Regions from separate parts of the Homo sapiens genome. Here region 1 is linked to region 2. The links are chromatin contacts, found by Hi-C in ENCODE. All regions are on one chromosome and are shown on one strand. Each heading gives the region's core, a stretch centred on a gene start or an enhancer-like site at or near the end of the contact. The rest is flanking DNA. Distances are from core to core; before and after follow the strand shown.

Evidence for each region. A loop is a pair of places that touch in the nucleus more often than their neighbours do. Pooled maps may share reads with other maps.
Region 1: a map with no recorded cell type shows a loop between it and region 2 (6-fold over the local background). The contact joins two enhancer-like sites. A Hi-C loop is called at or near these places in 14 of 37 single-sample maps with no recorded cell type and 10 of 50 pooled maps.

The regions. Positions count from the first base shown.
Region 1 is chr9:31,540,848-31,544,390 of GRCh38, forward strand. No RefSeq gene overlaps it. Among named protein-coding and RNA genes, the nearest start is that of LINC01243, 160 kb to the left of the region's middle. Within about 2 kb of position 1,749, at least 3 of the 41 ENCODE cell types and tissues checked have a DNase peak (open chromatin) inside an H3K27ac peak, as active enhancers do.
Region 2 is chr9:31,345,794-31,349,468 of GRCh38, forward strand. No RefSeq gene overlaps it. Among named protein-coding and RNA genes, the nearest start is that of LINC01243, 34 kb to the right of the region's middle. RefSeq lists enhancers at 1,353-1,422, 1,453-1,512. Within about 2 kb of position 1,443, at least 7 of the 41 ENCODE cell types and tissues checked have a DNase peak (open chromatin) inside an H3K27ac peak, as active enhancers do.

The sequences.
Region 1 (3,543 bases), core at 499-2,998, 200 kb after region 2:
GTTTTAAAAAAGGCATTTTAAAGTCGGTATTGGACATCTTTTAACACCTAAAAGCACGTGACCTCTTGTTCAATGTATTTGTGGAACTTTTACAGGAATTGTACCGAAAGCTGTAGTAATACAGAGAATAACAAAGTAGAATTCTATAAGGCCCTCAAACACTTGTGATAACTTGAATTTGCTGCAAAACTTTCCCATGGCTGGTAAGTAGAATATGTAGCAGGCAGTGAAGCAGGAGAAGTCAGCACAACTCACAAGCACAGATGGAATCTCAATAGTATGAAATATCTTTTCCTTAAACCAAAAAGTAACAGATACTGAATTTGCCCAAGACAAACAAATGTGTCTAGAGATTCCATGGGAAAATACAATAATTGTCTTCATATGAAAATTCACCTAATAATGAATGACAAGCCCATTTAAAAAATTTTTCTTTTTTTTTTTTTTTTTGAGACGGAGTCTCGTTCTGTCGCCCAGGCTGGAGTGCAGTGGCGTGATCTCGGCTCACTGCAACCTCTGCCTCCCAGGTTCAAGCAATTCTCCCTGTCTCAACCTCCCGTGTAGCTGGGATTACAGGCACCTGCCACCACGCCCGGCTAATTTTTGTATTTTTAGTAGAGACAGGGTTTTGCCATATTGGCCAGGCTGGTCTTGAACTCCTGACCTCAGGTGATCCGCCTGCCTCGGCCTCCCAAATTGCTGGGATTACAGCCGTGGGCCACTGCACCCAACTTAAAAAACAAACAAACAAAAAACTTCACCTGGTGTTTAGCTAGTCTTAAAACACAGCTTGAAGAAAAATCAACAAAACTGGACCCTTGCAAAAGAGACAAACTCCTCTTCAGTGCTTATAGGCTGAACCTAGACAAATTCTGAGCTGTTTGGACCTGACAGGCAAGAAGCACTGGGAACTGACTGTTCTCCATGCTTTCCCCAGGATGGCAGAAAGCTTATAATGTGTAAAAGCAAGCCCTGATAAATATAGCTCTCTGTGAGAACGCTGACAAATTCACTCCCTCATTTAATGAAAAGCTGCCAAGTGTGATGATATTTCTAGGAATGGTGCAAATGAGCCACTGTGAGAATGAAAAAAGAAAAGCCCAGGACAGACGCTTTTCTATTTAAAAACAGAAAGCAGCACATTTGTAAGAGCTATTGGACTGATGAGCTTCTTTCAGATATGTACCCTTGTTTTTAGCAAAGAACTGAAAGTATCATTTCAAGAACATCAATCAAATACAATGCTTAAAATTCAAGTGCTTAAGAAACATACAGATCTTCCTTTGCTAAAGTTGAAGAAGCACTATTCATCTTGAGCTATTATGCAGATCACATAGGTGTAACATGGCAACACTATTTTTCATTTAAACCTTGTAAACTTGGCCGAGGAAAAGGAAGCATGCTCATAATCACCGGGGGGAGACAAGCAAGGAATTTTAGAAGCACAATTTAATTCTTGTTACAAACAATCAACTGAAGTAGGAAAGTCTAGATTTAATAGCCCGTGTCATAAACAGACAGCATACCAGTGTTGTCTTTACTAAAATTCTGATTAAAATATCCAAAAAGATTTTTAGCACTCCAATCAACCATTTTGTGATATGGATCATTTAGCAGAGGTTATGTATCAGCTCAGTTCCCATTTAGGTCAATAGATTGCTTTTGTTCTGATAGATTCACGTGCAAGGCTCACCCTACAGGCTAGATGAGAAAGGGCAGCAGCTGTCTTCTGCTTGCTCAATCCTAGCTAAGGCAGATAACTACAGCCTGAAACTCTAGCTGTTTTGCAAGTAGATGTGGTTTGTAACAGGGTTAGTGGCCCAGAGAGGGCCCCACAAATTCTCCAGTGTTATTAGAAAACATTATTGTGAAATGATTCTGTATGACTAATAAGAGTATTTCTATTTACCGAATGTTGAACTCTTTGAAATGAAAGCCTCCACGGAGCTTATCTAAAACCATTATGAGTTTCATAGAGTGATGTAAGAACTTTTGTTTTCCAGAAAATAAACACCATATGAACAAATACAGCAACAAATATCACAACTCTATCCTATATCAAACAAACATATCACATCAGTTCTCTAACTTACTGAAAACAAGAGACCTCACAGGAGCCTACATTCAGAAAGATTTTCTGTGTAGTCTGACAAGAAGTGTTTCCCTAAACGTGATAATCACGTTTAGGGAAAAGTGCTGCTGGATAGCTGAGCTCAAGATTAAATGGATCAGGATCAGACAAAAATTTCAAAATGATTTTTTTCTGTTCTATTTGATATTCTCTCTTAAAATATCAGACTTAAGAACAAATATATTACAAATGTACTATTTTTAAGGGACAGATAGACAAGTGATAATCACGGGTTATCTGTTTGCTTCCAAACATACAGATACACAAAAACACACATAAAGTGAAATAAAGTTCTTACTCCATTTTTACTATTTTTTTCAACAAATATAAGATCAGAGTTACGACTTTTTTCTTCTTTATAAAATAAGACTCCTAGAAATGTTTTTTTATATTTGTACCTTGCTCAAACACAAAATAAATTAGCATTGTGCCTACCTTTTGAAAAAAAATAAGCAAGAGTATAGACATAGAGTATACTTTAAAATCTTAATTATGCTGTCATCATTAAATAAAAATTATTACATAACACCTGAAAAGGCAGTGATAGTAGTTGAGCTTATATTTGGAAAATGAATCAAAAAACAAAAAAAAATTTCTGTGAGAAGAAACATGAGAAACTCAAACATTTATAAATATGTGCAGTTGAATGAGCTGTATGAACTGCTTTAAAGAAAACACTCCTTAACATTGGACAGAATATATTTTAAAAGTAATTTATTTCATGCATTTATTATTTATTTGCTGCACTTTAAAACATACGTTTAAAATGAAAATTTGGCTATGAAGTTTTCTGTTTGTTTGGTTAACTTCTTTTTGGAAATGGGAATCCCCTGTAGAAGACAGAATTTATGTCACATAAGTATTAGCAACCCATTATGTGTTGTAGTATCATGTAGTGCCTATGGTATAATCTGTCCTGAGGAAATCTGTTGGTCAAGATAGCTATGCATAGTTAGAGATGAGGGATCAAATTAGAAAATCAGAGTAGTGCTTCCTTTCTCTTCTTCCTTTTAGGCTGCTATAGCAATAATCAGTCCAGGGTGAGCTCCCACTTATGGAGAAGGCCAAGTCAGCCTTGTGCTCTTATCTGTAAGTTCATCTTGTCAACCACTAAATAGCACAAGAGTGATATGGTGTAGTTTCGAAGGTGGAAGAGAAACTGTATATGTCTATATAGCCCAGTTCAGGAGAAACCTCTGCTTTGGAATTTTATTTCAGGAGAAAATTAAATATATATAAAATCTGTTACTTGGCTTTCTATGACATCATGACGCTATCTGTTGTGCCTGTTTCTTAACAGAGACATCACAGGGACATTTCATGGGCTCAAACAAGAACACATTAAAGTAAAATCAAATACAGTCATTTTTTGCTTAATATTAGTAAATATTATTAAACTAATAATTGTTAAT
Region 2 (3,675 bases), core at 193-2,692:
GCTATTGCTATTTCCTTCTGTTTTTTCTTTTTACATTTTTGTCTCTTTTGAGGAACTCAAGTAATTTTTTATTTTGTCAGCACTATTGCATTTCACTTTTCCTATTTTAATGTTTACTTAGCACTTTAAAATACATATGGCTAACTTGAGCTCAGTTTGAATTAATATTTTAATAATCTGTTAACAAGAATAACAATCTTTTGTTATTATTGATATATAAATAAATACCATATTTTATTCTACTTAAGCCATACATCCAAAATTACACAGATCTTTTAATGTTTTATTATAGACTTTTATCTTTATCTATATTAATCTATCATTCTCATACTTTCCTGCAGATTTGTGCTTCTTCCTGAAAACATTTTTCCTTTACCTGAAGAGTAAATTTTGTTTTTTCTATTGTGGGTATGCTGGAGACAAATTTTTTTCAGCTTTCATTTTTCCAGTTATCTATTTATTTTACTTTCATTTATGAAGGATATTTCACTAGATTAAAAACTATTGACTAGATTTTCTTTTCCTTTTTGCTCTTTAAAAATGACATTTTATTGCCTTCTGGTCATCTGGGTTTCATTATCAGTGATGACAATATTTAAGTTTTTAAAAGCATTTTTATGAAGCCTTTATGATATGCTTTGGGTTGGTGCATATGTGTATTTGTGTTGTATTAATCCTGTTTGGGGTTTAATGAGCTTACTGAAATTCATATTAAAGGTTTTACAAATTTAGGAGATTCTTTCATATTGTATCTTCAAAATTTTCTGTGTCTTAATTATCTTTCTGTGTTATTCTCAGTCTCCTAACATGGAAAAATATTTGACATTACCTCAGAAGACTGATACTCTGTTTTAATTTTTTCTTTTATTTATAAATTAATCTATGCTCACTCTATACTTTGTATAGTTTTATTAATGTATCTTAAATTCTCTAAGCCATTTTTTCTTCTGTGACAAGTCTGCTGTTACCCTATCCAAGCAACACTATTTAAGATTTTAAAAAATTCTTAGTTGAAGAAAATACATTTGGTTCTTTTATAAAATTATAAAATTTCTGTGAAAATAATAATCTCCTATTCTCAGCCATCTGTTAAAATGACCAATACTTTCATTGATTTTGTCCACTTTTCTCTCTGATTTTTCTCTTATTTGTAATCATTTTTATAAAGTGTTTTTTCTAACACTTAGGTTGTTTGTTGTTCTGTTCCCATTTTCTTATTTAACTGTTGAATATGAATATTAATTTTACGGTTTTCTGCCCCTTATGTAAATGTTTTTTGTATACCAAATATTGTGTTCAAAAAAAATTGTAATTTGACCAAATACTATTATATTTTTCTCTTTTGATATACATTTACACGCAGGGGACAATACTTTAATCCTTTCAGGGCTGAGCTGAGTTGTTTGGCCTGTTTGTTTTTGCTGCTGAGTGAGTTTCAGTTTCCTTTTAGCTTCCTGTTCTTAAGAATAACATGTGGTTCCGTACATCTAGCAGGATGTTGTGATATAAGTACAGCAGGACTTCAAAGACTTATTTCTGTTTTTCAATCCATCCTCCAGCCTTCAATTCTATTATGCTTTCAGAAAATGTCCTGTAAAAAAGAACTGGCAGGCAGGAAAAACTTAGCTGTATATTTGGGATCCCACATACTCGAATCTATCACATCAGTTCAAATGGTTGCTATCCATTCCGCTGGTTTCTCCTTATCCCATAACAGTCCCTTTAAGTTTGGCAGGCTTGATCCTCTACCCACCCGTGGCCGAGGTTTAACATATGCCTGAGAGAAGGAAGAGATCACTGGTTTCTGTTTTTCTAGAAACTTCTGGTATTTCTCTGGAACATAATCATTAAGAGTCTTTTGAATCACCAGCACTTTTTGCCTTTAAAAACATAGGACTTTTAATTTATCTAGGAAACAATTTCCAAAAAATGGAAACAATTTTTTCTTACGAATTCTACATTCTAGCTAGAGCAGAATATCTGGAGACAAAGAGCTTTAGTTCAGTATAATAGTGATGACTGTTAATGTTTATTGAATACTGCTGGATGTAAAGTTTGACACTAATCACTTTAAATACGGTATCTCACTTAATACTAGAATGTATTTAGTTATCTCATTTTAAATCAAGGAAAAAAGAATCGTAGATGTTAGTATTTTTCTAAATATCAAATGTTGAAAAAGTGTGCCACAATGAGCTTTGAATTCGGATGTAATTTCCTCAAGAGATGACATATTATGTTGGCTTTGCTTGATGTAGACAACATATAGCATAGTGACTTCAATTTGGAACCTACTAAAAAACCTTATGGGGAGAAGATAGTACTACAAAGGCTTGGAGAGGGACAGCTGTTGGTTAGTATTCATGTAAACACACATACACTGCCTCCTGGCACACCTGAGATGGGAGAGCCAACTGTCTTAAAGTTTCAGTGATGCTGAAAGCATTCTCAATGTTCTGATGAGAATAATATCCACTGAATCAGAAATCAAAGAAATCAACCTCACATGCTATAAGCTTTTATCCCCTACAGCTAGACAGGTCAGAGACAGACCAGTGATGGTCAAAAGATGCTGAAAATTAACAATTGATTCTAAGCATTCTACAGATGATTACTAATTTGTGAGTGTTAAAGAAGTATACTGATTTACCTTTTAGAGGTCAGTATTGAAAGTGTGGAAAAAACCTTCCACAGGATCTAAAGATTACAGCAACAATTGAGAGGCACTTTGAAATTTGTCAAAATGGGAGAGGATATAAGCATTTAGTTTGGTAAAATAGATTCAATCCAAACAACTGTGCTATCATTATCAGCATGAAACAATGTAATAATCTGAATAAGAAGGCTCTGTTTTAAAAAACAGTTGCTAAAGTGTTATGATAACCTCAGAAATATCCCAAGAGGAATGAAACTCTAAACAGAAAACAGGAATTCAAATATTTTTCTCTGAATCGATATTTTATAGTGGGAGAATGATACTTCTCCAAATTGACATTCAGATTTTCAAACTAAAATGTTAATCTTTATCTTTCTGTCATTCATTATCTCTTCTCTGAGCCAAACTCATAAAGACAAAGGTAACATATGTTAGAAATGGAAATGATCATTTGGGCAATGCGTACAATATCCTGCAGCTCCAGTAAAATTATTTCAGTTTTAGTTGTTTTTCTCACATTGGTGTAAATCCTCCCAGGGTGGGGAGAATGGAAAGCATATTACTTCAAATCTTCAAGAAGATCTTCTTTAAACTAAGACAATTTGCACACACATTGTTTCATAAGTGGGAGCTGAACATTTTTACACATGGACACGAACATGGGAACAATAAACACTGGGGGCTACTGGGGTTGGGGGAAGAAAGGGGAGGGTTGAGGGTTGAAAAACTACCTATTGCATATATACTCACTACCTGAGTGATGGAATCATTCATATCCCAAGCCTCAGTGTCACACAACATACTCATGTAACAAACCTGCACACGCAACCCCTGAACCTAAAATAAAAGTTAAAATAAATTGGACTATAAACTTCTCATTTTAATTATAAACCAATTCCAATTTATTTATTTCCCAATTTGCTGTTAGTATTTACTTAGTAACTGTGATGAACCAAAATATAAACATTTTACACTAAAAATTATACAGCAAATATGAGTTGACTTAACCACTATGTCCT